6 separate regions of the Mus musculus genome follow, and all the other regions are linked to region 3. The links are chromatin loops, found by intact Hi-C in ENCODE. Cell type or tissue: left cerebral cortex. All regions are shown on one strand.

What was found. Peaks named below come from ENCODE experiments on the same cell type or tissue, not always from the same donor. Only the 100,000 strongest peaks of a DNase experiment are listed, where the experiment ranks them.
Region 1: a loop joins it to region 3, with 6 times the contacts of the local background. A loop is called at or near these places in 40 of 42 quality-filtered maps.
Region 2: it touches region 3 in a loop (5-fold over the local background); 34 of 42 quality-filtered maps call a loop at or near these places.
Region 4: a loop joins it to region 3, with 4 times the contacts of the local background. A loop is called at or near these places in 6 of 42 quality-filtered maps.
Region 5: a loop joins it to region 3, with 3 times the contacts of the local background. A loop is called at or near these places in 4 of 42 quality-filtered maps.
Region 6: a loop joins it to region 3, with 4 times the contacts of the local background. A loop is called at or near these places in 11 of 42 quality-filtered maps.

Annotation. Positions count from the first base shown.
Region 1 is chr14:66,179,954-66,184,953 of GRCm38, reverse strand. All of the region lies in intron 5 of Ptk2b (PTK2 protein tyrosine kinase 2 beta), which reads left to right. Gm52098 (a long non-coding RNA gene) reads right to left here. Exons shown (of 4, transcript XR_003951030.1): 2 at 1,913-1,960; 3 at 49-170. Among named protein-coding and RNA genes, the nearest start is that of Gm52098, 4.0 kb to the right of the region's middle. In left cerebral cortex, a CTCF peak has its summit at 2,095 (motif pointing left); a DNase peak (open chromatin) is centred at 2,094.
Region 2 is chr14:66,173,651-66,178,650 of GRCm38, reverse strand. Ptk2b (PTK2 protein tyrosine kinase 2 beta) reads left to right here. Exons shown (of 31, transcript NM_001162366.2): 7 at 5-59; 8 at 475-615; 9 at 885-959; 10 at 1,487-1,588; 11 at 2,910-3,027; 12 at 3,439-3,478; 13 at 3,856-3,902; 14 at 4,763-4,813. It overlaps Gm52098 (a long non-coding RNA gene), which reads right to left and starts at 156. Exons shown (of 4, transcript XR_003951030.1): 1 at 1-156. In left cerebral cortex, a CTCF peak has its summit at 2,778 (motif pointing left); a DNase peak (open chromatin) is centred at 2,786.
Region 3 is chr14:66,280,436-66,285,435 of GRCm38, reverse strand. Ptk2b (PTK2 protein tyrosine kinase 2 beta) reads left to right here and starts at 4,384. Exons shown (of 31, transcript NM_001162366.2): 1 at 4,384-4,553. In left cerebral cortex, CTCF peaks have their summits at 2,584 (motif pointing right) and 4,277; DNase peaks (open chromatin) are centred at 2,595, 4,386 and 4,800; H3K4me3 peaks cover 951 bases; H3K27ac peaks cover 825 bases.
Region 4 is chr14:66,210,847-66,215,846 of GRCm38, reverse strand. It overlaps Ptk2b (PTK2 protein tyrosine kinase 2 beta), which reads left to right. Exons shown (of 31, transcript NM_001162366.2): 2 at 2,295-2,535. The coding sequence starts at 2,332. Among named protein-coding and RNA genes, the nearest start is that of Gm52099, 18 kb to the left of the region's middle. In left cerebral cortex, no CTCF peak of the experiment used is centred here; DNase peaks (open chromatin) are centred at 923 and 2,004; H3K27ac peaks cover 1,510 bases.
Region 5 is chr14:66,227,365-66,232,364 of GRCm38, reverse strand. The region is part of intron 1 of Ptk2b (PTK2 protein tyrosine kinase 2 beta); the gene reads left to right. It overlaps Gm52099 (a long non-coding RNA gene), which reads right to left and starts at 1,232. Exons shown (of 3, transcript XR_003951031.1): 1 at 1,153-1,232. In left cerebral cortex, no CTCF peak of the experiment used is centred here; DNase peaks (open chromatin) are centred at 1,634, 2,351, 2,829 and 3,670; H3K27ac peaks cover 880 bases.
Region 6 is chr14:65,985,774-65,990,773 of GRCm38, reverse strand. It overlaps Gulo (gulonolactone (L-) oxidase), which reads left to right. Exons shown (of 12, transcript NM_178747.3): 10 at 231-395; 11 at 2,502-2,592; 12 at 3,080-3,987. The coding sequence ends at 3,208. Among named protein-coding and RNA genes, the nearest start is that of Clu, 20 kb to the right of the region's middle. In left cerebral cortex, a CTCF peak has its summit at 2,638 (motif pointing right); DNase peaks (open chromatin) are centred at 1,146, 1,470 and 2,647.

The sequences.
Region 1 (5,000 bases), 100 kb after region 3:
AGAAGAATTGGGCTGACTGGGAAGAACAGAGGGTCTAAAGCGGGGTACCTGGACAGGAATGCTGAGTCTTCATTTGCTGTGCTGTTCTTGACAAGTTACATAGTCCCTCTGTGCCTTAATTTCTTTATCTTGAAAATAAGGATGATGTTAGCAGTAACCATCTTGGAGGGCTGTTGGGAAGAGTGAGTTAGTTAATATATTTAGAGTCCTGCGAACAATAACAAAGTGTCCTAGAATTAGTTCTTTATTCATTGATTCTATAAGGGGTCTGAGATCTGGACTATCCTGAAGAGAGGGAGAAAGACCAGGAGGAGGAGGTCACAGGCCCTGACAGGCAGCAAAGGGGTGACCAGAACGGAAGAAAGATGTTCAAGGGAGAGCAGGCAGTCTCCCTCTGTCCCTGTGCCAAGTGGGAGGGTGAGGGCCTTTTCATATCACTCTTAATTATATCTGTGGTACAGGATTTTGTGTGCTCGAGGCAAGCCCTCTAGCACTGAGGCAGACCCCCTTGGGCTCAGTTTACTCGTTTTTGTTTGTTTTGTTTTGTTTTGTTTTGTTTTTAGAGAAGTTTTAGGTTCACAGCAAAAGTTAGCAGAAGGCACAGAGGTTTCCCATGGATCCTGGGCCCAGCAAACACACACACACACACACACACACACACACACACACACACACACACACAGAGTTTCCCCTATTGTGAATATCCCTCAAGAGCAGTGAAGTTCTTATGGTGAATGAATATCCACAGATGCACCAGGATCACGCAAAGTCCACAGTTCACATCAAGGTTCACCTGAGTGTCACACATTCCACGAGTGTGGCCAAACGTCATGCAGAAGTTTCACTACTGTGAACATCTATTGTTTGTCTCGCCCTCCCCGGCCACCACCAACCTTTTTATTATTACGGTTTTGCCTTTCCCAGGGAATCACATAGTTGGGATGATAGCTAATTGATACTTATTTATTATTTATCGAAGGGTTCTTTATAGATGCCAAACACATCACTTTGTGTAAGCATTCTACTGTTGGGTCCAGGGTGGAAGCCAAGAAAATATACTTCAGATGTGGAAGCTTAAAAATGAAAGCTTTATTTTCTGAGTGCTCAGGAAGGTGGCCAGTTCAGGATCTGAACCGTAACCCTGAAGGGAGATTGTACAACATTTTTAAAGGATGGGAACACAAAGCAAGGGGGAGCTAGGAGCGATGCAGTGTTAGTTTGTGTCTTGCAATTGTATTTTGACATTATGGGTTAAGCAAGGGAGTACCCATGGAGACTGGGCCATATCCAGGGTACCTGGCTTCAAGGTCCTTAATTCATTCTCCTAGACATTGGGTCTGGAGCTCAGAGAGATGTGTGGAGAAAGGAGTAGGTCAGCCTCGTGCAGTTAATTAGGGCATAACAGGCAATTGATTATATGTTTTTACAACATAGGCACCTTGATTTAGATAACAGCAATTTCTGTATTCTTTACCAGTTAACAGAGCATTAAGAAAACATTTGGAGAAGTGGGATAGGTGTTCATTCCTAGGCCTGGGAACGTGAACTTGTTTGACCCTGTCAGCAGATGAAGAAGTTGTCCTTGAGAAACAGGTCAACTATAGGGAAGTCCCCAAGTCCTCTAGGGCCTGGGATCTTGAACTCAGTTTTTAAAAATGAAATGGTAGTACTTAGAGTAAGTTTCTTTTTCTTGTTCCCTATTGCACAGTAAACTATGAAGTGCATGGGCCATATGCTAGAGTTAGTCAGAAGGACCAAGTAACTTATCTTCTTTGACCAGATGGAACCAGGAATATTTCCCTTAGCCAGTGAGACAACAGAACTTTCTGGGCCAAAGAATCATAGTGAATGTGTTACCCAGGGCTTGTTCAGAAGTGACTGACAAGGCTAGGATTAGAGAAAGAATACTCACCTTGCTTTGCTTCAGAAAATCAGGAAGGAATTTGACCTTGTGGTTAACCTGTAAATGTTGGCAACAAGTTAACATTTTATTACTGCCAAGAGGATTTTGCATGTCTTTATTTTCCTTAGTTCTGGGGATTGGGTGTGGATCGGTTAGGAGTCTGCACCCGCCCATAGACTGCTGCCATCTAGTGTTTGCTTCTCAGAATTGCAGGCTCGGCCTGGAGAGAACCTATGGGTACTAGAGGCAGTCCAAACAACTGGCACCTCTTATGGTTCCCCTCTTCAGCCTGAGAAAAAAAGTCTATTTTAAAGTTTCGTTTTTGATTGACACATCTGCTTCTGTTGCTTTTGAAATATGAAATTGTTGTTAGCTTCCGTCATCACGCTGTGCGGCAGAGCATGGAGCTTAGGTCTCTTCTCACATTTAACATTATAAAAGTGGTTGGGTGTGGGAAGGTAAAGGCTCCCATATTTGGGCAACTTCTTTAAGGTGTGTAAGTCGGTGCTACCTGCCTAGCTTTATCTGCAGAGGGAACTTTAAAGCAGGTCTGGGGAAGCACGTCTTTAAGGAAATGATTGTTCGGCCCGAGAGTCTCTCCATCATTGAAGGCCTTTTCTGCCCCTCACTCACCTCACGCACATGCTAGACTGTGTGGTTGGTTCTGTCTACCCTGGTAAACAAAAACGTCAATGAATTGATGTCTTAGATGTTTTTGAATACTTTGAAATCTCAAAGCTCACCCCCAAAGGCTCACTTCATCCAACAAAGCCCTGCCTCCTCTTCCCAACAGCCCGCCAACTGGAATAGTCAAACATATGAGCCTATGGGGGGCCATTCCACCACATTCTACTCCCTGGTCCCCCACAAACTTGTGGGATCGTAATGCAAAATGCATCTAGTCTAACTGCAAAAGCCCTGGTAGTCTTTCAGTTTCAACACTGTTTAAAAGTCTAAAGTCTTCTGCTGAGACTCAAGGCAATCTCTTAAACTGTAACCATGTATGAAATTAAAAAAAAAAAAAGGCAGGCTGCATACTTCCAACATACAAGAGGACAGAATATACATTACAATTCAAAATGGGAGAAGAGAAGACACAGTGAGAAAAGACTGGGCCAGCGCAAGACTGAAAACTCACAGGGCAATCTCTGGGTCTTCTTGCTCCATGTCTAAAGTCAGAGGACTGAGATGGCGCCACCCCAGGGGTTCTCAACCTCCCTGATGCTGCAACCCTTTAATACAGTTCCTTATGTTGTGGGGACCCCCAACCATAACATTATTTTGTTGCTACTTCATAACTGTAATTTTGCTACAGCCATGAATATCTGGTATGCAGGGGATCTGATCTACAACCCCCAAGGGGGTCGCGACCCACAGGTTGAGAACCACTGCTCTATTCTTTTTCTGCTGACTGCACCATGCTTCTCCCTCTCGGGATGCTTCCACTCCCTGTATGTAGCTCTTCTTGGCAGGGTCTTATGGTTCCAGCACCTCCTTTGCGTTGGGATCGCCAGAGCAATCCAGGCTTAGCTTCACTCAGTAGCTTCATGTAGGGACTCCCTTGCCACACACCTGCCCTCAGGGGCTCTCCTCAACCATAGAGGAAGACTCCATGGTCCCTTTACTCATGTATCCATTCTGACTTGAAATCTAGGATCATGTGGATGACACTGCTATGTTTGACTGCCCATGTGGATAGAGCCTGGCCTGTTGAATCACATTTGCAAAAAAAAAAAAATTTCCTCTGTTATTGATTTATTACCAACCATGGGACAGAATCAATATTAGGCTGTCTTGGACTCTCCTCCACCAAGAAAACTATTCCAACACTTTTTAATTTAGCATCAGGCAGATTCTAAGGACAAGAGAAGTCAGCAGCCTCATATTTTGTTGTTGTTGTTGTTAAAATATCACAAGAATGATATAGAGCCGTGTGTCCAATAGTGATCTCCTCTGAAACCTCTTGAATGGCTCTTCCATGGTTCACATTGCTCTGAGCACTATTTTCTTCCAAGCCTGTGCTAGGATGGCCCATTAAGCCTTACTTAAAGGAGTCAACTGCTTTCCTAGCTAAAAGTTCCAAAGTCTTCCACATTCCTCCCCCAAAAACCAGCACGGTCAGGTGCATCATAACAGTACTGACTCCACTCTGGGTACCAACTTTTTTTTTTTCCTATTGCTGTGATAAAATGCCATGATCAAGACAATCTATAAAAGAAATCATTTAATTTGGGTCACAATTTCAAAGGGTTTATAGTTAAGTTAATGGTGGCAGAAGGAAGGAGCAGCTGACAGCTCACATTCTGATCCACTGGGAATGTTGAGAGTCTTCTGAAACCTCAAAGCCATCCCCCAACAAAGCCACACCTCCCAATCCTTCCCAAACAGGTCCACCAACTGGGGACCATTCTCATTCAAACCACCACACTTGGTAACTCACAAAGGACTAAATTCCCCTTTTTTTAGTTCTGTTCCAATATTTGTGCTGTTAAAACAAGGCCATTTGTGTAAGGGAAGCCAGTGTGTGCAGTTACCCAGGACATGTGTCATAGCTCACTCAGTCCTGGAGGGAATATGGACAACCACACTGACTAGAACAGTCCTGGGAAGGCTTGCTCTGAGGTTTTCTAGAAATGTCATAAGAAGCAGATAGCACTGGCTTGGGGGAACTTCTAAAGCTGCCATGACTGATCTTGGAGAACTTAACCACAGGGTGCTTTGGGTGGGTGATGAAGCACCCTAGACAGGCCCCTTAGAGCTCCTAGTTGAACCTGCTCCCGGAGCTATCATTCATCCTGTGATTTCACGTCTGCAGACCTGCCCTACAGAGGCTCATTCCTCTTTCCTGGCATCGCTATTTCCAAAACCCAGCAGAGAGAAGGGGCAGAAGGAAAGAGCCATGGCTCTGCGTTTTCCAAGTTCTCTCCTACTTAGGGACGTTTAGGGATGGGTAACTCCTTGTCAAGATGGGGCTTTCCTGGGTACACACTGTAGTGTACATCTCTAGATGCTGCTGTCAGCATGTGGAGCAACCAAAAGCACCTCCAGATGTAGATAAGGGTTTCAGGCTACAGGGGGATAGTGCCAAGTTGCCCCC
Region 2 (5,000 bases), 110 kb after region 3:
TCAGAAAAGAAGTCGGTCTGGACCTGTTTTTCCCAAAGCAGATGCAGGAAAACTTAAAGGTGAGGGAAGCAGAGATCAAGGAGCCCAGGGAGCCCTGTTCGATGTGGGTTTGGGACAAGAGCTAGAGAGTCCAGAGAAGAGGATCTATAGCCTGAGGCTACCTCACAGAAGACAGCAGATGCACGTGATAGGCCCTCCAGGCCTGGGAATCAGGATGAGGTGCACCTGGCTCACAACTGCCTTCGAGGCCTGATTCCTTTCATGACCTGGGTGGTGGGATTCCATGCCACCCACCTTCCTTCAAAAGGGTTAGCGTGTGCTTCTGTGGAGGTGGTCCTGAGCTTTAGGGACTATCTTCAGCTCAGTATCTGTCGTGGCGGAGACCCTGGGAGCCAAGTTGTAGCGGTAGGCAGCCTTTCTATAAGATCTAAACAGGAAGCTGAGTTGACCCTGTACTCCCCATCCTCTGCTCAGCCCAAGCAGTTCCGGAAGATGATCCAGCAGACCTTCCAGCAGTATGCATCACTCCGGGAGGAAGAGTGTGTCATGAAATTCTTCAATACCCTAGCGGGCTTTGCCAACATTGACCAGGAGACCTACCGCTGCGAACTCATTGTAATGGCCTGTTCCTCTTACCCTCACCCTGCATGAACTCCAGGCCTCTGGGATGGAACCCCGGGGGGGGGGGGGGGCAATGCATGGTGTGGGGGAGGGGAAAGAGGAAGGTGATCAGGGAGAGAAAAGAGATGGGAAGAGGTGAGCTGTATGGTGGAGTTTAGAATGGAAGAAGGGCTAGAGAGATGGTGGCGTTTGTTTACGTTAATGAGATTTTTTTTAGGAGCTGGGCAGTGTGGTAAACGGTGCCCTTTCTCCTTTTATTCCAGCAAGGATGGAACATTACTGTGGACCTGGTCATCGGCCCTAAAGGCATCCGTCAGCTGACAAGTCAAGATACAAAGGTAGAGAGAGCCCAAGAGTGAGCCTCAGTCCAGCTCCGGCTCAGGTCTCTTTCCTCCTCCCTGCCTCTTCTTCTATCCTCCCATCATCTCTTCTCTGCCCCATTGCCCAGGGCAGAGACTTTATAGGGTCTGACCTGGGTGTAGATTTGTTGAGAGGATCCGGGGATAGCAGCGAGGGTCAGGTGGTTCCTTATTTGCCGTGATGCTGGTGCACAAAGTGGAGTGGGGAGCGAGAGGATGCCGTAGATATTCTTGTGGTGCATAAAACAAGCTAGTGACTTCCTGGGAACCTGGGTCCAGCTCTGGCTCTACCCCCCAACCTGACATACAATCTTGGCAAGAGCACCTTTCTCCCCTTTTTCTTCTGCAACCTGAGCATCTTTGGTTTCTGAGACAGACTTGCCAGCGATATTCTCTCCATCCTCAAGAGAGATTCCGCACCCCTCATCTTCACCCTCATCTTGACCAGTTTCCTTGGTCAGATCCTGAGGATAATTGGTCTTCAGTCTTCCCTGCTTCCTTCACAGCCCACCTGCCTGGCCGAGTTTAAGCAGATCAAATCCATCAGGTGCCTCCCATTGGAAGAGACCCAGGCAGTCCTGCAGCTGGGCATCGAGGGTGCCCCCCAGGTGAGCATTTCTGGGGTACCTGGGAGCTCTGTGGATGAGATTTATTCAAGCCAAGCTGTCCAAGTCTGGGAGGGACTAGGGGTTCTCTGTTAACAGATCTTGTTAAGCAACATGTATCCAGGACTGGCAAGAGAGAGGAGGCTAACACCAAACTCAATAATCAGAGTTCAGTCCCCACTGTCACCCTGACACCCAGCCCATGTACTGGAAGGAAAGAAATGACCTGGAGAGAATTTTCCTCTGGTCTCCACATTTATACAGTGGCGACTTTGTGGCCTCTCTCCTGCAGCCAACAATAAATAAATGTCTTAGTCAGGGTTTCTATTCCTGCACAAACATCATGACCAAGAAGCAAGTTGGGGAGGAAAGGGTTTATTTGGCTTACACTTCCATACTGCTGTTCATCACCAAAGGAAGTCAGGACTGGAACTCAGGCAGGTCAGGAAGCAGGAGCTGATGCAGAGGCCATGGAGGGATGTTCCTTACTAGCTTGCCTCCTCTGGCTTGCTCAGCCTGCTCTCTTATAGAATCCAAGACTGCCAGCCCAGAGATGGTCCCACCCACAAGGGGCCCTTCCCCCTTGATCACTAATTGAGAAAATGCCTTACAGTTGTATCTCATGGAGGCATTTCCTCAACTGAAGCTCCTTTCTCTGTGGTAACTCCAGCTGTGTCAAGTTGACACAAAACTAGCCAGTACAATAAGTATAAACCAAAATAAAACTCCACCCATTATCCAAACAAGGTATCCATATCCACACTATGCTAATGGTAAGATTTAAGGAAATTTGGAGGAAAATTATTTCTTTAATATCAAGAAAGAAGTAGAAAACGTTTTAGGATAGGTAGAGGTGACTGAAAATAAGGTACATGTATAGCAGAAGTCTAACACTTAGTGAATAAGCAATAGTTTAGAAATCAAGATCTAAGGGACACGGGGCTCTTTTGTAATTAGAAGTAGGGGAGAGACCTCAGACCACCAAACATTTGTTTCTCTTCTCTTAGCAGCATGCACTTAGCCCCCAATTCTGTCCACCTCCCAATTCTCAGTTTTGGCCTGTACACAATGAGCGCCCACCAAATACAAAGCATCTTGCTATTTGCTCAAAGATCAGAGAGCCAGACCTGGCCTTGCAACAAAGATCACTAGGTAGCCAGCAGGAGGGACGGACAGTGCGCCCTCTGGTGGCTGTCTCTAACGACACATGAGTGGGTGGAGTCCCACAGAGGTGGGCCGGGTCCTGCAGCCCTTTCTTCCTCCCTGGGGAAGGTACTCTAGCCCAGCTCTGCTTTCTCACCATTGGCTGGCCCCTTCTTTACAGTCCTTGTCTATCAAAACGTCGTCCCTGGCAGAGGCTGAGAACATGGCTGACCTCATAGATGGCTACTGCAGGCTGCAAGGAGAACATAAGGGCTCTCTCATCATGCATGCCAAGAAAGGTGGGTTTCTCGTGGGATGTAGACTAGCCCAGAGGTGGAAGGCAGAGGGAAGATCAGGCATTGGCCCTTACGTGGAAGCAAAGATTTTAAGAGTGCGAGGAGGTGCTAAGTCTATTCTAGATGGTCAGCTACTGGAAGTAACTTCTCAAGGGGCTGTGTTTGCAGCCTCTGGCATAGCAGAGCCTTTGATAGCTTATAACTGTTCTGTTCTCTGTGATCCTGATTAGGGACCAGTCAGGAAATGGGTAAGACTGGAGCACGTGATGTTGGCAGGAGGATGTTTTCAAAAAGGGTTCTAGTTCCAGCTTCCACCATGGTGCTGACAGGGGGCCTTAGATGCAGTGTTCCACCTGCCATCCATTCACCCATATGTCCCTGTCCCCAACCCTACCTTCCTCTACTTTCCCTTAGATGGTGAGAAGAGGAACAGCCTGCCTCAGATCCCCACACTGTGAGTACAAGAGAGATACCTCTATGGCACAGGGCTGGAAGACTATGCAGGGAACACCACCACCTCCCTTGTTTCTGAGAGAATGCTTGAGTCTCTTCATTTCATTAGGGTGTGTGTTTCCTCCCAGTTCACACCCATGGGACATTCCCTGTCCCACCTGGTGCTATCTTGAGAAGAAGGCTTCTGTCTTTCCTTCAGCTCTTGCCCCTTGGAGTCCTGGGCTACTACACTCCCAGCTCACTGATAGCCAGGTTGGCTGTTTTTAAAGATCCCGCCCATCATGGATGTGTGGATGGAGGCAGAGTGGGGCTGCTTGAGGGGGGATGTTTCAGGGCTCTGGGGTCAGCTAGCTCCTGCCCTCTTACCTTGTCCTACAGAAACCTGGAGGCTCGGCGGTCGCACCTCTCAGAAAGCTGCAGCATAGGTAAGCATGCTCACTGAACCCTCAGCCTCTGCTCCTCCTTCATGCTTGGCGCATGCTCACTGAACCCTCAGCCTCTGCTCCTCCTTCATGCTTGGCGCATGCTCACTGAACCCTCAGCCTCTGCTCCTCCTTCATGCTTGCCCGAGGCCTGTGTTTCCTCTGCCGATGTTACTGAGCCTTCTAAGTCACAGTGGTAACTACTTTCTCTATCGCTTCTCAATGATGGCTCAAAAAAAATACCATTTGTTGTAATAACAAGTGTGAATAATTTGTACCACGGTACTGTTTTGATCTTGGTCAGCTGTATCGGCACACACAATACAATAGACTGAATGACTCAAAACCAGCCATTTCTTTCTCCGAGTTCTGGAGGCTGGCAAGCCCCATCTCTGCAGATTCTGGCTGGAGAAGGCTTTAGGTTGGTCTCCTTGCTGTGGGGCCACATGGTAGATACAGCAAGCTCTAGTGTCTTCTTTTAAGAGCTGATTTTAATAAGAGTCCTCTCTCCTCATGATGTCATCTGACTCTTATCGCGTCCTGGAGGACACCAGACGTCACACTGTAGGGTAGGACTGGGACGTGTGGATTTGGGAGAGATGAAGACATCAAGTTAATGGTAGAGTAAAATAAGTGATGTGTCATTTGAAACTAACAACACTGAGAGAATAAGCTCGGGTTAAGCTAAGTGTCCCTGACTGTGTGGCTTCCTTGAATCCTGGTGTAGGAGCCTGGAGTCTCCTGCATGAGCCCACCCCCCACCTCGATGCCCTGGCTTCCTAGGCAGGAGCCATGCTTTAATTCCTGGCTGTGCCCAGTGAAGACACATAGCCCATGGGCTGGGCCCCTTTCTGTCATTACAGAGTCAGACATCTATGCGGAGATTCCCGATGAGACCCTGCGAAGACCAGGAGGTGGGTACTTGAAGAGGTTGGTCATCCCTCCACCACGGTGACCAGAGTCAGGGCCCTGGGAAGTGACACCATGAGTATTCATGGGACACCACAGGAGAACCTTCTGTTCTTCCTTCATCCTCATTTTCATGTGCTCAGAGAAAAACGGAGGAACCCTTGGTTTGGGACCTGAGATTCTGTTACAGAT
Region 3 (5,000 bases):
TTTCAAAGTGAGTGATTTTTCTCTGCAAGCATGACTTTCTCTGGCTGGCAGAGTTAATACCTGATCTCAAATGGTATTACAGAGCAGTAGTCATAAAAACCACAGTACTAGCCCCAAACTGACACATAGGCCAATGGGATAGATAGGATGGAGGACTTAGAAATAAGCACGGGTACAGCCAGCTAAATTCTGATAGAACTGTCAAAAACACATCAGAGAACCAGCAAGGCCCTGAAGGGGAGCTGGGAAACCAGAATTTCCACAGGTACAATGAAACCAGATCCTTATCTCTACACAAAAGCAATTCAAACTGACCAAAGGCCTTAACTTAAGACCTGAAACTTTGAAAGTGCTAGAGAAAAGCACAGGCAAAGCACTTCAGGACACAGTCCCAGCAAGGACTGTAGAAGCAGGACCTGCTGAGGTTTGGTCTGTTGGCTGTGTATTGTAATGCTAAATTCCTTACCTGAATGAAGGTCTAGCTGCCAGCCACAGTTACCAACTTTTTCTGTGCAAAACTTGCTCCTTAACTTAAAACTATTGGTTAAATAAAAATGTCTACAACCCATTGCTGGAGGATTAGAGGTAGGTAGGTTTTAAGTTAGCTGGTTGGGTGAGAGAGGAAGAGGGACAAGGGAATGGGAAGGAGGCCACCACGAAAGAAGATGGACCGTGAGCACCTGGCCATGAGTAATAACAAGAATCTGGGGCAAACCTCTGGGAAGAAGCCAGGCCAGCCATTAGAAAAGTAGATAAGTGGTGACCCCCAGTAATTGTCAAAGCCAAATAAAATAACCACAGTCTGAGTCTCATTCATTCGTAAGCTAGATGTGGATAAGTTTAAATTATATTAAATTAAATTAGACCCTAAGAACACAAGCTCCCACGTTCTTATGACATCTGTCAATCTCAAGAATTGACAAATGGGAATACATGACCTTAAGAAGCATCTGCACTATGTATCAAAAGATGGCCTAGTCGGCCATCACTGGAAAGAGAGGCCCATTGGACACGCAAACTTTATATGCCCCAGTACAGGGGAACGCCAGGGCCAAAAAGGGGGAGTGGGTGGGTAGGGGAGTGGGGGTGGGTGGGTATGGGGGACTTTTGGTATAGCATTGGAAATGTAAATGAGCTAAATACCTAATAAAAAATTTTAAAAAAAAGAAGCATCTGCACAACAAAGGAAACAATCACTGAAGTGAAGAGACATCCTACAGAATGGGAGTGGGATGGGGTGGGGCAGGGAGGGGTGAGGTGGGGGAGGGCTCTGCCAGCTACATACCTGACAGAGAGGATTAGTATCCAAGCTACATAAAGAACTACAAAAACATCACAAAACTAAATTGTCTGATCAATAGATGGACAAATAAACAGTTCTCAAAAGAAGAAGTACAAAACCATCAATAAGTACTTGAAAAGGTGTTCAACATCCTTACCCATCAGGGAGATGCCAATTAAAACTACTTTCAGAGCCGGGCGTGGTGGCGAATGCTTTTAATCCCAGCACTCGGGAGGCAGAGGCAGGCAGATTTCTGAGTTCGAGGCCAGCCTGGTCTACAGAGTGAGTTCTAGGACAGCCAGGGCTATACAGAGAAACCCTGTCTCGAAAAACAAACACAAAACAAAAAACCAAAAAACCAAAACAAAACAAACAAAACTACTTTCAGATTCCATCTCACCAGCTAAGGCTAGCTGGTTAACAGAAAACGTCTGTGTCATTCAGCCATAAATCCTGAGGAAAGAGTTGAAAGAATACAAGTTAGACACCACAGAGACTCTTGATGTCCATGTTTGCTGGATCTATATGCACAGAAGCCAAGGTATAGAGTCCACATGGATGTCCACCAACAGATGAGTGAGAGAAGACAATGTGGTACACAGACACACACGAGTTTTATTCAGACACAGAGAAGAACAAACAATTATGTCATTTTTTTTCTGAAAAATAAATGAAACTGGACATCACTGTGATAAGCAAAATAAGCCAGACTCAGAAAAATATCAAACGCTTTCTTTTATATGCAGAATATAGATTTTAATAATTATATAAATTGACCTTGGTGGTGCTGGCTGCTTATTCTTCCTATTTAGCCAGAGGAAATAGTGAGACTGTCTAGGGCAGCAGTTCTCAACCTGTGGGTTGTGACCCTCTTTGAGACTCAAATGGCCCTTTCACAAGGGTCACCTAAGATCAACAGAAAACACAGATATGTGCATTGTGATTCTTAACAGAAGCAAAATTACAGCTATGAAATAGCAACAAAGGTTATTTTATGGTCGGGGCGGGGGGGGGGGGGTCACCACAACACGAGGAACTGTACTAAAGGGTGGCAGCGTAGGAGGGGTGAGAACCCTGGAGGAGAGTGAACACCAGCCCAACAGGCAAGACACTGGGTAGTGAGTTAGCAGCAGAGTACCTGTTATAATGAAATATGCTCGTTTTTTTAAGAAGTGACCAAAAAAAGTGCTCAGAGAAGTTTGAAGGAAATAATATGCCAGGTAAAGAATACAACGTGTGTGCACACAGAACAGAAGACCTTACTAGAGCAGAGATATGGCTGTAGTTCATATGTGTGCCCACATGAGGGCAGCACACACAAACCCAGCTAGTCTTCAACAGTCAGCCAGCTGCCATTCCCTCAGGTAGATCTCGCTTTACACCACAAGACGCTTTACCCACTCTTTCCCAAGTGCAAGGATTCAGAAAGCCACCCCCTGCCAACACCTTACGCCACCCCACTGCTCACACCCTCTGGTAGTTTTTTTTGTCCTGTGGTCATGTACCCCATACGCTGTTCACAGTCTTCACTGCTCCCCCAACTCTACCCCTCCACTTGTCTTTGAGTGCAGATAGTTGATAAATGGGGCCCTTCAGGATGGTAGAGAGGGTCCTGCTGGCCCAGCAGATGGCAGGGTATATTGTGGTGTTGAGGCATTTGAGGGTGGGTGACGCTAGCTTTAGATAGGGTTTTTAGTAGACATGGAGGATACAGCTAAAATCTACATTTTGTTACATCTTAAGACATATGAACTTTATAGCTTTAATTGATTTTATGATTATTGCTATTGGTTTTTCGGGACAGGGTTTTTCTCTGTAGCCTGGCTGTCCCGTAACTCACTCAGTAGATCATGCTGGTCTTGAACTCAGAATTCTACTTGCCTCTGCCTCCTGAGTTCTTAATTAATTAAGTCTGCTTTCTCTTGAGAAGCCATCACCACCACTCTGAAAGATGAGTGTTGGTAGCTTCTGATGGTCTCCTGGGGCAGCAGGTCTGTTGAACTTGGAGGTGGGGTAGGGTGAAGAAGTGTCATCATGAAAACTGTGGCTTTCACAGGGAGTTGGGCAGCTTGATGTTGCAGTCTCAGGACTGCTACTATCAGAGACAGAACTGTGACTAAACCCCAAACCCCAAAGGGCACAGGATAAAGATGTCTGGGGCAGGGTCTCCTGCTAAGTCCAGCTCACTGACCTCCACTTAGGAGAAAGTCAGAATCTTTCTCGGGCTAGAGAAGTAAATGATGTCGCAACTTAGTACTTTAGATCTGCCTCAAGTACCACTGCCTTACTGATGCAGTAAAGAGATGGCCAGCCTCTTCGGAGGGTCACGGATACAAACTGATGCAGGGAGAGGGCCACAGAAGAAAATCATTGTAAGGCTTCTCTAGTCTTTTCTGGTTTTGTTGTTATTAATGCTGGGTTGGGGTTGGGTTTTGGGGTTTGGGGTTTTTTTGTTTGTTTGTTTGTTTGTTTGTTTTGTTTTGTTTTGTTTTGTTTTTGAGACATGATCTCTTTCAGCCTAGCCTCATCTTGAACTCACCTCATAGCCAAGGATAGACCTCCAGAGCGTTGGAATTACAGATATCCACCACCTACACTCAGTATTATGCCTTTGGTTCTGGGAATGGAATCCAGGCTAGACACACATTCTACCGTCTGAGCTACATTCCCAACCCCTTCCCCGACTGTTTTGGGACTGTGTTCTGGTCCTCCAGGGTCTGGGCTCAGAAACCCAGTCCTAGGTGTTTCCAATCCTGTACCAGTCATATCGGGCATCCCTAATATTTATCTGACCTAGGGTGAGGGCCATTTCAAGGTGTGGAGCCATGGGGGCCACTGCTGAGAACATGGGTCAGGTCTGGTGACTAAAGGCTGCAGAGAAGGGTGCCTGGAAGAAGCCAGGTGTGGTAGGAGTTGGAGGTCAACCAACTGCAAGAGGTCCGGAGCACCTGAGGACCCCAATTGGGGCCCTAAGGCAATGGGCTCTGGCCCCCGGGTCAGCCGGGCAGCTCCAGGAATTGCAGGCGGCATCTATTTCAGAGTTTATGGTAAGAGGTTGGAGCCTGCACACACAGACAGCACACCCCACCCTTTAAGGAAGTGGAGAGGAGAGCAGCAGGGGTGTGGTTAACGACCGAGAGGAGGAGGGGGAAAAACAACCTGTCAGCCTCTTACTCAGCCTCTGCAGGCAGAGCCGCGCGTCCTACCTGCGGCGGCTGCGCTCACCTGGCCCAGCCCGGAGCCCTGGCCCGAGTCCGCGCCTCGCCCGAGGGTAAGTCCTGCGTGTTCCTACCCAGCGCCGGGGTCAGGGACACTTCGATCGCTCGACTTAAGTGGAAAGCTGGAGAGGGTCTACAGTTCCAGTCCTTCGGGAAGCTTGAGAATTCCTGGAAAGGTAGCCAAGGACCCAGAAAGTCGGAGGCGCGGAGCAGGTGCTTTCCCTGAGCTTGCCGCCCTGAGCTAGGGGGTTAGGGAGGGCGCTAGAGAAGGCATCTATTTTTGGAGTTCTTTTTAAGACTAAAGGGTGTTTCTCCCTTTTTGTCCTGTTATCTTATTCAGAGAGGGGCGACTAGGGGCACGATTGAAATCGGCTCAGCAACAATGCTTGTCTCTAAAGGTTGGATTTGGGAACTCCGAACCCAACCGAGGGCTTCAGAACCCAACTTCAGCTCTAGCTCAGACCTCTGCCCAGGCACGGCGCGCTCTTCTCCACAGTGCC
Region 4 (5,000 bases), 70 kb after region 3:
ATTTTATTCTTGGAGACAAGATTTCTTGTGGAACTGAGAGCTTGTGGATTCAACTAGACTGGCCAGCAAGCTCCGAGACCCATCTTTTCCTCTCCACAGCCTCCATTGCTGGGGTTATAGGAGCACATCACCATACCTGGATTTTATGAGGTTACTGGGGATCTGAACTCTGGTCTTTGTACTTTATTGACTGAGCCATCTTCCCAGCCACTGCTTTATTGTTTTGTTTTAAAGGAATAGTTCCTTAGAGTAATGACTATTCAAATCTTTCCAGGTACCTGGATCAGTATAAATAAACAATCATAGGCTATGTTCTGCTTCTAAAATACTTGACTCCATATTTATATTGTTACTCTGCCAGCTCCATTATTTTTCCCTCCTAATTCCTGGTGCAGGCAACACCCCACCACCAAACTACACCCATATGAGAATGCACATCTTTTATCTCTAAGAATAACTCTCAGACCTAGGGCTTAGCTCATTCTAGAACTAGCTGGGTAGTTTTCTGTTTTGAGACAAGGTCTTGCTCTGTAGATCAGGTCAGCCTGACATTTATGACAACCCTCCTTCCTCAGCTTCCCAAGTGCTGCAATGACAGGTGTGAGCCGTCAGACCCAAGTTTAAGGTGATCGTTAGAAAAATTCTTGGAAATTAAGACCGCCTAATCCTCACCACAGACACATTCAATACATGCACAGAGGGCAGGGATTGGGGGTACACTGGTGACCCCTGTACAAGCCTCAGCTGATGTTGCCAATGCATAGTTACAACTTTTCTTACTTCTTTGGACATTCCCCCACTTTATAATTTTATACATTTATTTATGGTGTGTGTGTGTGTGTGTGTGTGTGTGTGTGTGTGTGAACCCATGTACATGTGCAGACAGTCACGTGGTGTACAAACTACTCTCTGGAGTAAGTTCTCTCCTGCCACCTTGTGGGATTGAGAATGGAATTTGTGGGATGGTCCTGCATCTCTCTGCTGAGCCATCTCAATAGCCTAATCCCTTGCTCTAGATCAGGAGAAGTCAGTCCTTGATAGTTCTGTTGTTTAACCAGGGATTTCCCAAGCTTCTTTGAGCATAAATCTCTTCTCTGAGCCTGCCTTCTTCCTTCCCCTTCCCTCTGGTTCTATCTCCTCTCCTCCCCTCTCTCACCTCCCTCCCTCCCTCCCTCCCTCCCTCCCTCCCTCCCTCCCTCCCTCCTTCCCTCCTTCCTTCCTTCCTTCCTTCCTTCCTTCCTTCCTTCCTTCCTTCCTTCCTTCCTTCCTTTCTATAGTACTAGAGATAGAAATCAGGACGTTGTGCACACCGGTCGTGTAATCTATTATGCATACTTCCCAGCCCCAGGGCAAACTCCTTGCAGAACACTGTATGCTATTTTAAAATACAAATGTAGTTAGTGTTTAAGTTTGAAAATAAGGGCTCTGTGTCACTAGCCCTTCTGAAGTTTCAAAAACCTATGTCCACTGGTGATTAAACTAGATTAAGACAGCTGAGATTCAGGCTGAATTACAGATTGCACGGATTCTTAATTTACTTCTGTGTCAGTACTGTGGCCAGGCTGTCCTCAGTACAGGCTGCAGTGTGCAGGAGCCCAGACTAGCTCTATCTGTCATGCAAAACAACTTTCTACCCTAAACAGCAGGGAACCAGCCAAGGGGCTTTTTTTCCCTAGGCCAGCCTTTCTGTGATCCCTGGTACTCTATGTGGTGAGTTCCTATGAGGTCCAGGCCTCCTATATGAAAACTCTAGCAAGTACTGAGGTTGTGAGCAAGATCAGTCAAGTTAATGGCCTGTACCTGATCTGGGCACTTTATCTTCTTCTCTGTACATTCTCTTGGGGCCACCGACCCCCAAGTTATGTTTCTTCTCAGATTTTCCTCTCCACTCCTGTTTTCCTTCTCCTATTTATCACAGCCTCACTCCCTGCTTTTTCTGCTCTGCTGTGTCATGCCACAGCCGCCTCCTCTCGCAGCTGCCTCATGTGCTAAGTGTGGGCCTCTTGCCTAGGAGCCAGTGTCGGAGGAGAACAGGGAAGGAAATAGGGCCAGAAGGCAGAGCTTGCGTGCTTGAGAGTGAGTCTAGATTATATACCTGGATGTTTTATCAAACTGGCTCCCATGCTTCAAAGCCTCCCCAGTCGAAGCAGCTGGAGGCCTTTGCAGGGAGTTTTCAGGATTAAAAGAATGGGCTGTTGTATCCATCCTGGGTCTTGTGGGTGTGCCAGCCTGGGGGATGTGGCATGTGGCTTGCAAGAGCTCACTCTGTGGCTGTCTCTCTGTTGTCTCTGCAGGACTGCAATGTGCCGGTCCTAGCTGCAGTCTGAGAGGATGTCCGGGGTGTCTGAGCCCTTGAGCCGTGTAAAAGTGGGCACTTTACGCCGGCCTGAGGGCCCCCCAGAGCCCATGGTGGTGGTACCAGTGGATGTGGAGAAGGAAGACGTGCGCATCCTCAAGGTCTGCTTCTACAGCAACAGCTTCAACCCAGGGAAGAACTTCAAGCTTGTCAAATGCACAGTGCAGACAGAGATCCAGGTAAGGGTGGCGGCCTCTGTTCCTCAGCTGCTCTGCTCCTCCTTCCACTTCCTGGACAGATGAGCAACCCTTCCTGAGCCTAGCAACTTCTTCTAGCATTGTCTGGGCAGGGCAGATGTTGGCATCAGGAGAGACATTTTCAGCTTGCTGTACCACTCTCCTCTAGCTGTGCATGCAGGGTTACACTACACTGGCCTGTTTTAACTTGCCTTTATTGAACATTTACTATATGTATCCCTGTGGTCAGTTTCTCAACATACATGCTATTGAATTCTCCCATGAGGAGACCCAATAAGAACATACCCATTCTCTTCCAGAACATTCCTTCATGATGGCCCTCAGAAGATTGCTCTGGAGGGCTCATAATTTGAGCAAAGGAATTGGGTACCTTGGGGGAAGTCTCCCCAGGCCCAAGGGGGCTAAATTGGCTCTGTCACTAGCCCTTCTGAAGTTTCAAAGACCTATGTCCACTGGCGACTCCTTTCATCAGTGCTATGGTAGTCCTAGCTGCCAGGTCACTGTGCTGTATCTTGTACAATGCACACTACAGCTCACACACCAGAATAGGATGCATTGATGAACACGCTGTCTCTTCCAGTTAGCATCCTTGCTTCAGTTGGGTAGACTTCTGTTACCCATAGCTGATCTGATTAGGGTTCTGCTTGCCCGTCACGTGTGAGGGTGTGTGCAGAGAGTAAGGAGGCCCTTTCCTCTGGCCTCTGCTGATACTCAAGCCTCCTTTGGGTGTCCCATTTCTGCACACACCTTATGCCATCCACCGCCAACTCAACCTGTTTGTTTCCAAAAGTTAACTTGATTTCCAAGTAGTGAGAAGCACCATAATGACCCAATTTTGATGACAAACGAACACATCTAGCTATTCCCACTAGAATGTGTTCTGAGGATGTGCTGAAGGACAGATGGAATTGAAGTCGTGGCACAACTGTCCATGGGGAAAAAATGGTGGAGACAAACCCAGACACTATTGCATAGGCCAGCAAGATTTTGATGAAGGGATCCTGGTATAGTTGTCTTGTATGAGGCTATGCCAGTGCCTGGCAAATACAGAAGTGGATGCTCAGAGTCATCTATAGGATGGAACACAGGGCCCCCAATGGAGAAACTAGACCAAGGAGCTAAAGGGGTCTGCAACCCTATAGGTGGAACAACAATATGAACTAACCAGTAACCCCCAGAGCTTATGTCTCTAGCTGAATATGTAGCAGAAGATGACATAGTTGGCCATCACTGGGAAGAGAGGCCCCTTGGTCTTGCAAACTTTATATGTCCCAGTACAGGGGAATGCCAGGACCAAGAAGTGGGAGTAGGTGTGTAGGGGAGCAGGGCGGGGGGAGGGTATAGGGAACTTTTGGGATAGCATTTGAAGTTTGAAATGTATATAAAGAAAATATCTAATTAAAAATACCTTAAAAAAAGAAATGGTGGAGAATGGCAGGAAGGTTGTTTTAGTGAATAGAGAGATTTCAAATGTGGCACAAGCTATATGATTCTAAGTATCTAAAGGAGAGGTGGGCACAGATAATGAAGGTGTAGAACACACGCCTTGGAAATCCAGAGTTAGACTGGGGGCTAGGGAGCGGCATGTAGTTGTTGTTTGCTTGGTTTGGTTTCTAAACATGGTCTCACTGTTTAGCCCGGGCTGGCTTCATATTCACTCTGTAGCACAGACCAATCTTGAACACATGAACACCATACCTCAGCTTTCCAAGTGCTAGCATTACACATACTCAGGCTCACACACATAGTTCTTAAGCAGGAGATCTTCCTGGCTCTGTAGTTACTTAAGGTCAGAATGTATGACAGGCTACGAGTGTCTGAAGAATTCTCTGGAGGGGCACAGGGACAGAGTGGATAACAAAAGAGTGACATAACTCTTTTCTTGGAACTTATACCCAAGCCTTTTGATTTTCCCTGCTTGCAATGTTTCCTACTGTCAAAACGTAACCTTCTAATGCCATCCTGTTATTACAAGCTGTGACTTTAAAACCACCTGGACTAACAGTCATGCCAGGCTCCAGCTGGATGGCTTATGTGGGCTTGGATCTGAATGCGTACGGAATCTGTGTGCAGATTTCCCTCAAGAGGACCATGCCCACCTGTTGCTTTGCTGTAGGGACTCAAGATGATAAATGAGAATTACCTAGCACACAGTGGGTTAAGTACCTGGCACATAGTGGATTCCAGGATCTGGATCCGTTGGTAGTCTGGTTTATCATTGCTCTGCACAGCTATCTCAGAGCTACCAGTGTTCCACAGGAAAAAAAAACCTCAATTTTTTTATTTATCCACTTATCTGTCTTATTTTCAAACTTAGACAGTAACTACATTTGTATTTTAAAATAGCATACAGTGTTCTGCAAGGAGTTTGCCCCGGGGCTGGGGAGTATGGCATAATAGATTACACGCCCAGTGTGCCCAAGGTCCTGGTTTCTATCTCTAGTACT
Region 5 (5,000 bases), 53 kb after region 3:
CTGGTCTGTGGTGAGCTGTAGTGAGGTGAGGTGCTATTCTTTTTCTGACTTCCTGTGCTCTTCAGAAACCTTAACAAGAGAGGGCTGATGGACCTGTAAGCCAAACACAGCCTCTGTTCGATTCAGGGAAGCTGGAGTCTCAAGTCTGACAGGTAAAACCCAGGATTCTGATTGTGTTTCTGCTAGCATCCAGCAAGGGGATGTGAAAAGCTTGGGAGGGGCTGGATGTAGGGTGCAGAGCCTTCACTATTTTCATATTTGGGTCAATATATTTTGAGAGGTGGCCAAAACAATCCCAGAGAAGCATCTACTGTTGAATCATTCTAACACGGAATGGGCAAACTAAATTTTCTATCTCAAGTAACTGACTTCAAGGCTCTATTTGTTCTCAGCTACACTCTAGCTGTAAACGTGGATATGCAGTTATATCACAACTATGTGTAACTTTGAGATCTTGGGTAAATGTAACAGAGGATGCCTATCTAGTCTGCTCACCGGTTACTTTTTAGGGTAGACTAGAGTTGATTCTGAATGAGGCTCTGGGTCCTGGTGGCATGGAGGCCAGTGGAAACACGGCATTGGTTTACTCATCACTTCCCTTCTTCTTTCCTCCCTCCCCTTCCCCTCTTTCCTCCTCCAGTTTCCTTTGCCTTCTCTTCTCTTCCTTCCCCTCCTCTCCTCTCCTCTCCCCTCCTCTCCCCCCCCCTCTCTCTTTCTTTCTCATTTTCAGATAAATTGCTGGTCTCTCTCTCTCTCTCCAAACTCTCATTTGTAGAGCTTTGCTTCTGGGAGATTCTTTTCCTGCGCACCCCTGGCCACCTGGCTCCCCATTCCTACACCTGCCTCTGGGTCCATGTGACCATTTTCTTTCATGGCTTCTTTGCTACCTCCGTGCTGTGGAGGTTTCCAGTTGTGTTTTCCCATGGTCTTTTATTTGAATTTCTAACCAGGGAATGAGAAGTCCTGCTGCTGTTGGATCAACAGTCAAGAAGTTGCAGTAGAACTCACATGGGAGGGGGAGGGGAAAAGGGAGGGGGAAGGAGGGAGTGGGATTGCTCTTTTGGGATCTGGCTCCTCCCTACTTTGAATTCTCATAGCTAGAGTTTTAGAAGAACAAATTTCCCCCAAAGTTTCTGAGCTCTGCATAACTACCTGTTTCTTTTCTTGGCACCCATTTCCCAATAGAAGGCTTGAGTAACAAGACACTGAAATAGAAACTACCAGGGCACTGGGATGGGAGGCCCCAAGACAGCCAGGAAGGCCTGCATTTATGACTTGTAACCTACTGAACTCTGTCACAATTCGGCCTTGGTGAACACCACACTGTCAAGGGGAGTCTTGTGGCCTGGGAACTGGGGGTTTCTGGGATCCCACTGATTGGCGCACCATTTAGTTTCCTAAATTCAGTTCTCACCAGGGAGATAAGGGCTATGCTTGTGGTTTCTTACCCTTCCTGGGAAGGTGTTAGAATTACTTAGAATGTCAAAGGTTGGGAAAGAGGGAGATGCTGGGCCCAGGATATAATGTTTCAGCAATGCAGAATGAATGAGTTCTAGATCTCTAACAAGCTCTGACTAGTCTTGTATCCTGTGGTTAATCGTCACTGGGAATATATCTCACACCCTGCTCCCCCTGCCAGATGGTAACTATGTGAATAGATGAATATTGCCAGTTAGCTCTGCCATAATACAACATATTGCACATCTTAAGTATATATAATTTCAAGTCCGGGTTCAGTGTGTGGCTCCATGTATAACATTGGTGATAGGTATGTGTGTGTGTGTGTGTGTGTGTGTGTGTGTGTGTGTGTGTGTGTATGAGTGTGTGTGTGTGAGTGTGAGGGTGTGTGTGTGTGTGTGTGTGTGTGTATCAGTACTTTTGGGTTGTTATTACAATATAATGGGCTTGTCCTGTGAGTGCAACTGCTTGTCCATAGTGGGAGTATGGGGGAAAGATTCTGTTACCTGTGCTGTTTGCAGAAATAGCTCTTTCAGGGAGCACAGAGAGGCAGAAAGACAGGATAGGTGGGTGCTCAGGGACTAGAGGCTGGAGAGAACTGAAGGCACAGGATGGTAAAGGACCCTGAGACACCATCAGACACTCATCTCCCAGGACACTGCTTAGAGGCCAGGATGCCTTTCCATGTCCCAGGCCTCTCCTACCAGGCTGCATCAGTTGCCTGTCTATACTGTTTACCCCAGACCTCAGTTTGGATTGGATTCGGAAATGCTGTTTGCTGCCTAGCCTGGCTTTGTGCTAAGAAGACTGGCCACTCTCCATGGTCTGTGTGGAGAATACAGGAAGTCAGACTGTAAGAAAGAGAGCTCCAGGAAGAGGCAAAGCTTTATGCGTGTGGGACAGACGGTACATATCTTTAAATACATTTAACCAATATAGCAGCAAGAGAGCTTAAAGTCGTGTAACTGCATGGGATTCTAAATGTGGGTGTGTTTTTATGTAGTTGCAAATTCCATTCTCTGTGGCTTAACATTTTTATATACATCTTTTCACATACTACTACTCTTGTATTTTTATCATGGCTCATCTCTATGTTATTGATACTGCTGAAATTTCCTTCTGAGCTCTTTGTTCTGGTTCTCACCATTCCCCTGTGGTAAGCAGTGAACATCTTTGTACAAACAATCTACTTTCCTCACCTCAGACCCATGGAGTGTTCAGGTTAGCGTCAACCTTCAACTAAATACAACCTAGAAAGGCCTGGAAATGGAATCTCATTTGAGGAATCACCTAGATCAGACTGGCCTGGGGCATGTCTGTGGGGATTATTTTAATTGCTAATCGATGTGATTGGGCACCGCCCACTGTGGGCAGCACCATTCCCTAGGTTTCTGGTCCTGAGTTGTATAAGAAAGCTAGCTGAGCATGAGCCTACCTGCCGGCCAGCAAGCAGCATCTTTCATAGTTCCTGCCACACTTCTTTAAGTTCCTGTTGACTTTCTGCAACAATGGACAAGGATGTGAAATCCTAAGCCAAATAAAACCCTTTTCCCCCAGAAGTCACTTTTTGTCAGAGTGGTTCTTATCAAAGCAATAAAAGTGAAACTAGGACATGGGACATGTTTCCCAAACCAGGTTAGCAGGTGTGAGTTATTTAGTATTTAAAAAGGTTGCTCACCAGAAAGCCAGTTCTGAGTAACTCACCAACCCATCAACATGTAAGTTTCTTTTGTTTTCCCTCTGGGTCTCTTGGCTCCTTTAAGTTGTTTGCAGTTGGTTTCTTAAAGTTGATTTCATTAGCATTTTTAACCACAAGGGTTTCTCCATCTATTTTTAACTTCCCAAGTCTTTTCACACACAGGTGGCATCCTGTTTGCTTGACGGGGCATCTGGATTGTTGTTTTAGTTGATTGCCATTAGAACGAAGGCTGGTTGCTGTAGTGTACAGATGGGGACATCATGCTGTTTGACGGTTTCAGTGTCTGTTTACACAATGCAGAACTTTGGTGTAGACTGGATTTGTAGACCAGCAGCAGATTGGAGGCTGGCAGGTGGAAGCTTGTTCAAGAGGATGTTTTTGTGGGAATGGGGAGGGCAATGCCTATGATGAAAGTCTTGTGTTTATACTTTATAGGATTTTTTTCTGAGTGCTTGGGTTTTCTCTTTTTTTTAAGTTTTAATTTCATTTGATGATTTTTTTTTGGTTTGTTTTAACTGCATGTACATCTGTGAGGGTGTCAGAAGCTCTGGAGCTGGAGTTACAGATGGGTATGAGCTGCAATGTGGGTGTTGAGGAATGAACCCAGGTCCTCTAGAAGAGCAGTCTGTGCTCTTAACCACCGATCCATTTCTCCAGACCCTCGAGTTTTCTTTTTAATTACCATTTTTTTAAATTAAATATATGGATCACATTAGATCCCTTAAATAAAATTCTCTGTACTCATCTTACTATACACGCCACTCTGCTGAAGGCCTGCATTCCGGTCAAGGCTGCATAGCTAGCAGCAGATGATGAACTTGGCGAGGAATTTTTGTTGAAGCGATCATGTCTAGGAGCCATGTCAGAAAAGCCACGTGCAGCTGAGCTACCCTTTGACACTCAAACACATCCAGAGCTGCAGATCCCAAAGTGGAGCTTCGGCTGTGTATGGACGAGGTGTGTTGGGTGAGACGGGAACGTAAGTTCTTGCCCAGCATCTGCCTCTTAAGAAAGGGGACTCTACGGTGGCTGGCTCCATCAGTTTTCCTTAATGCTCCAAGTGGGAGAGACATCTATCTGCCTTAAGGACTTGAGCAAAGCAGCGAGAGCAAAGACTAGTAAAAGGGGAAGCCTGCGCAGCCGGGAAGGCTCCTCATCTAGGTGCTTACCAGCCAAAGATGGAAAAGACCTGAAAGACATTCTCTCTGTCCTGAATATTTACAGATTCATCATTTTCTAAAGTAATAGGATAAAATAACCATTTGTATATTAAGTGTATTTGTTATCTTGGGTTCAGTATAGCACCAACAGGAGGATAAGCATAAGCTAGATAGAAGTGCCACGTCCTTTCTAGGAGGAGCTGGAACACGCTTAGATGTTGACATCTGGAAGGTCTTAGAATGAGTTGCTTGCAGACACTGAAGGACGCCTGCATGTAAATATAAAGACTCTTCCTCTTCCCCTCCTTCCCTCAGTCACAGTTTAAATCTTGGCCAAAATTAATAAATCAGGTCTGTCCCTTTGAAGGTCAAAAGAGGGAGGAAGGACAGCTGGCTCCTTGGGACACCTTGCCCTTATCCACTGATCTGCTTTTGACCTGCCTTGGCACAGCAAAGAAAAGGATTTGTCAACAGCTTCCGGGTGTTCAAGGGAACAACTGAGAAAATTAAGTGGTTGTGGGTGGGGGGTGGGGGGTGGGGCTAAGAGAGAACAGTCAGCAGGACCAAGAGGCAGCCAGGGTTTGGAACCCAAGGGAGCTTCTAGACCTTTCTCAGAGCCAATCACTCCAGGCATTGTAGCTAGGCAAACTTCCCACCTGTAGCCCGAAACCCAAGAAGGGTAG
Region 6 (5,000 bases), 290 kb after region 3:
TGCCCAGGTAAGACCTTCCCAAGATAGGCCTATCCCCAGATAGGGGCCATCCCCATGTAAGACCTTCCCCAGATAGTGCGCTCCCCCAGACATACCATGAAAAAACGGTTTCCTCTAGAGCTGGGCCATGAGCATCCCAGCTCAGGCCCAGGTCCCCTATATAAAGCCATGGAGGAGGAGGATTGCGGTAGTCCCTTCTTACTCTGAAGTCTCTCCTGGGCGGAGGGCAGGGAGAAGACCAAGGAGGCCCTGCTGGAGCTAAAGGCCATGCTGGAGGCCCACCCCAAGGTGGTAGCCCACTACCCCGTGGAGGTGCGCTTCACCCGAGGTGATGACATCCTGCTGAGCCCGTGCTTCCAGAGGGACAGCTGCTACATGAACATCATTATGTACAGGTGAAAGCTCTCTGCAGGGTGTGGGGTGTAAGGAGCCCTCGAGTGCAAAGGGATTCCTCTACTTCTCTAACCTTCCAGTGCCATCTTCTGAGGCCACCTTCTCTTTCTCTCTCTCTCTCTCTCTCTCTCTCTCTCTCTCTCTCTCTCTCTCTGTCTTGGTTTTTCGAGACAGGGTTTCTCTGTGTAGCTCTGGCTGTCCTGGAACTCACTTTGTAGACCAGGCTAGCCTCGGACTCAGAAATCCACCTGCCTCTGCCTCCCAAGTGCTGGGATTAAAGGCGTGTGCCACCACGCCTGGCGAGGCCACTTTCTCTATTGGCAGATTACACTGACATCTCACTCCTTTGAGTTCTTAGAATGCTCCCTCCTATAGAGTCTTGTGACGTATACCACTTATAGGCTAGGCTATATCGCTATATTCTAGCATCAAGAGTGAATTAATACCAGTGAGGAATATTTATTATTTATGAGGATTATATAACAAAATGAGCAATATATTCTCACTCAGGTGCCCACCCCAGTAAGATCTCTGCTGGCCTGGAAGCCAGGCTATGTTGGGATGGATTCCGAGGCTAGTTTAAGTTCAACAGAAGAGAGGCGGGTACCTGATGTTGGGTTCCTGCCTGCATAGGGGTACTTGTCAGTTCCAGGGACTGAACCCAAGCTTGTGGCTGGCCTTCTTTTCTCTCTTTTTAGCCTGCAGGAGGTGCCTGAGGGAATTAGTCTTTTCTGGTTTCTTGCTAAGATGTATCCCTCATCTACCACCCACACCACCTCCAGTCTTGCTTCACACCGCCACGAGACTCAGGCCTTCTCTGGCTTTGAAAAAAAAATAGTGGCCACCTTGATCTTTCTAGGGTGTTCTTCCCCCATGTGTAAGGCCTCAAATCCTTGCAAAGCCAGGGACAGCTGAATTCAGTTTTTAGGGGGCCTCAAAGAGTCACAAACACTTTTCTGAAAGACTCACTGAAGGAACTGTCGTCTCGTTCATGGAGGATGTAGCTATGGTAAAGCTTGTGTGTCAGCTGTCTGTGTGTCTCAGCTTCTCAATCCTCAAACGCAAATGCAGAAGTGAGGGATGCCACGGGATGCATCTGAATGCGTTTGAAGTGTTAGCGCTGACGTCAGCTTTGGAGATCAGTCACCATGGGGCTGAGTAGCCGGGCAAGAGACCAACTGGAGAGCTTCATTAGGTTACACAGCCTTGCTTTCTAGACATGGATAAAGTCATCTGGGGATTCCACAGCACTGGCCAAAGTACCATATGTGTGTGATATGTGTGAGCATGGTATGTGACTAGTATGGGGGGGTGCTGTGCATATTTCATGCACATTATGTATGTGTGTATTGTGTGTGAATACTAGATGTGTAACTATTGTGTGTGTTGCATTTAAGTATTAAGTATTGTGTAAAAGTATGATATTTCAAATTTGTGCATTGTGTGTCTATTATATGAATACTGTATGTATGAACAGTGTGTGGGTATTGTGTGACAGTCGAGAGTTGCTTGCAATGAGGAAATATTCTGGCAAACACACCATTAACAATTTTATAACAATAAACATCACCCTGCACAGCACCCCCCTGCTTGTCCTAGGCTGCATGCCTGTACAATACATTGTATCTATTGTATATATGATGGTGGCATGTGATACATTGTATCTATTGTATATGATGGTGGGATGCAATACATTGTATCTATTGTATATGATGGTGGGATGCGATACATTGTATCTATTGTATATGATTGTGGTGTGCGATACATTATATCTATTGTATATGATGGTGGCTAACCTGTGTAAAGCGATAACCTGGACAAGAGGAATTTTTCAGCTCCATTACCCTTGGTCAGTCTTTGGCCAAGATTAAACTCACAGTAATGTCCAGATACCAACTGATGAATACAAGAGGGGACAACGTCTCGGGGAACCCTTAGGGATGTGCAGTGAGCAGGCATCTGTCCTGGCTGGGCTGATCTGCAGGGAGAGCCAGCTTAATCTCCAGTCACCTGCCAGATTAGGGGCAGGTCAAAGAGAAGGCACCTGAGACAGTGGAGGCACATCATGGGACAGAGCCGGATAGCCACCTTCTTCCTCTCTACTTTAGGCCCTATGGGAAGGATGTGCCTCGGTTGGATTACTGGCTGGCCTATGAGACCATCATGAAGAAGTTTGGAGGCAGGCCCCACTGGGCAAAGGTAAAAACATTCAGACATTTCCCCATAGCCACGGGGCAACTGCTGTGCACCTTATGTCCACAAGAGGGCGCTCCTCCCTATTAACTCTGAGGAATCCTCCCAGCTTCTTAGTGAAAGGGCACCAGAATATGCCTTTCCTGCACTCTGGCCCCTGAAGCCCAGATCCCTTGGGAATCATCCTAGAGATTTCTTTCACTTTATTAGATTTTCCCATGGAGCTAGCGAGCAGGGTAAGGTAAACATCAGTGTGCCCACTTAACAAATAAAACAGTTAAGGAAGGCCTGTGTAGTGGTGGGACCGAAGCTGGGGCCTCCATGCTATCATGGGGTGCATTTTAAGGCCTTTTAGCGTTATCTTCAAGACCCCCTTCTTTTTGTCGGGGGAGGGGGAGGGCGGGGCAGTGTCAGTGCAGGCTCAGGATCAGTGCAGCCTTGCTTGACATAGTTCTGTGAGGACAAAGCCCGATGCTGCTGATTGTGTCCACAGGCCCACAATTGCACCAGGAAGGACTTTGAGAAAATGTACCCCGCCTTTCACAAGTTCTGTGACATCCGCGAGAAGCTGGACCCCACTGGAATGTTCTTGAATTCGTACCTGGAAAAGGTTTTCTACTAAAGTAGAAGCAGAAGCAAGCTGCCCTGACCCCTCACTTCTGCTGCCTTGGGGGGGGGGGGGCAGGGCAGTGTCTCACAGGCACAGTGGGAGACGACCTCTCCTGAACACAAGGAGGGGCTGGGCTCTGGCCGAGGCCTCTGCCTTCTTTATCATCTTCATAACACCCCAGGCAAGAAGTGGCCTCTCACTCAAATTCCTGTTTGCATCTCCACGAGCCATACATAAACTACAATCATCTCAGGAAAAGGGGTTCCCCTTGCATCATATCTGTCCAGGCTAAGGATTTGGTCCTTCTAGGTTCTACTGGTCCACCAAGTATAGAGAGATCCCTGGGGCCTGCAGTTTTCCCTCCCTCTTCAGAAGGGATCTCTTGGCAACAGAGGTAGCATGAGGCATGCTCTGCTTACTTTTATCCTTAAAGGCCTTTCAGATGCCCAGAGTCTGTCTGTTGGTCCTGAGCAAGCCATCTTCCAGATGGGTCCACGTGGCCTTCTGACTGCCATGGCCTGGCCCTCACAGTGTCTCTTTCGGGTGGTGTTTAGAGTGGAATTTGCCTCGTCTTCTTAACCAGTTCCTGTTAGATCCCTGTGTTTTCTCCCTTCACCTCAGAGACAATTCTTTGGGCTGGGATCTCGCCGTGTCCCTGGGTTTCCCTGGGTCTTGGTTTCATCTTTCTCTTCACAGAGATGATTTCAGTTTATTTGTGGCCTTTCTGGAATGTTCCTTGGAGAGCCAATATGTTCCAGGTACTTTGTCAGAATTAAAAGACTCTGAAAGATATCTTTTTGCCCTTGAGGAATTCATATTTTAATTCTTTATCTCGTAGAGAGTTAAAATGCAAAATGTTCTTACCAACAGAATTGCCAGATCAGCAAAGGGGCAAAGGACTTGGATAGATATTTCTCTACAGCAGGTACACAAGGCCCACGGACACAGAAAAACATGTTCAATATCATTATACCCTAGGGAATGATCAGTGCATCCGTGATCAGTATCATTGCACTGATCATTAGAAAAGTGCAAATGAAGCCACAATGACACATTAGTATCAACAATAACAAATATTTAAGGGCAGAAGCTTACTTAAAATATGATGAGTTTTGAAATTAGTCTTATAACTTGATTGCCTATTTCTCATGTGTGTGAATGCCACGTTGACAAGCCAAAAGTTTGAACATGCCCACTGGGAGAAGCTTTGGGGCCGCAAGAGTCCACACTAACTCCAGCCAGAGTCTGCAGCCTTTGGGCTGCCTGGCAGACTGGGGCCTATGAAATCATAGGTACCTGAGCCCAACATGAATCTCTCGTTATAGATGTATTCATTGGTTGCTTTTCTTTGGGCCACTCTGAAATGGATTGGTGCTGCTAACAAGAGTAAATGTGGGCCTGGAGAGGGCTCAGAGCGTAAGACCATGCCTGGCTCTTGTAGAGGACCCGTGTTTGATTCCCAGCACAGGATCAGAAGAAGGCTTACAGCTACTGAAGCTCCTAGCTCTCTCTTCTAGGCTCTGAGTGTCTTGGGTGGAGGAAAATAATAGCAAACTAAACCCCAAGGTATTGGAAATCTCCAGTTTCCAAATCAACCCACCCCTGCCCTTCCACAAAAGAAGAAACCGAAGCTCAGAGAAGTAAAGAGACTTATCAATATCTCAAAGCAAGCTACAAAAGGCGATGTCTTTAAGCTCTTCAACCAAAGGTAGGGGAGTTTGAGACAGGCTGCATAGGCATGTGGAGAAAGGCCGACTACTTGTTGCTTAAAGAGAAGGTAAAGCCCAGAGCTGTCTGCTATCAG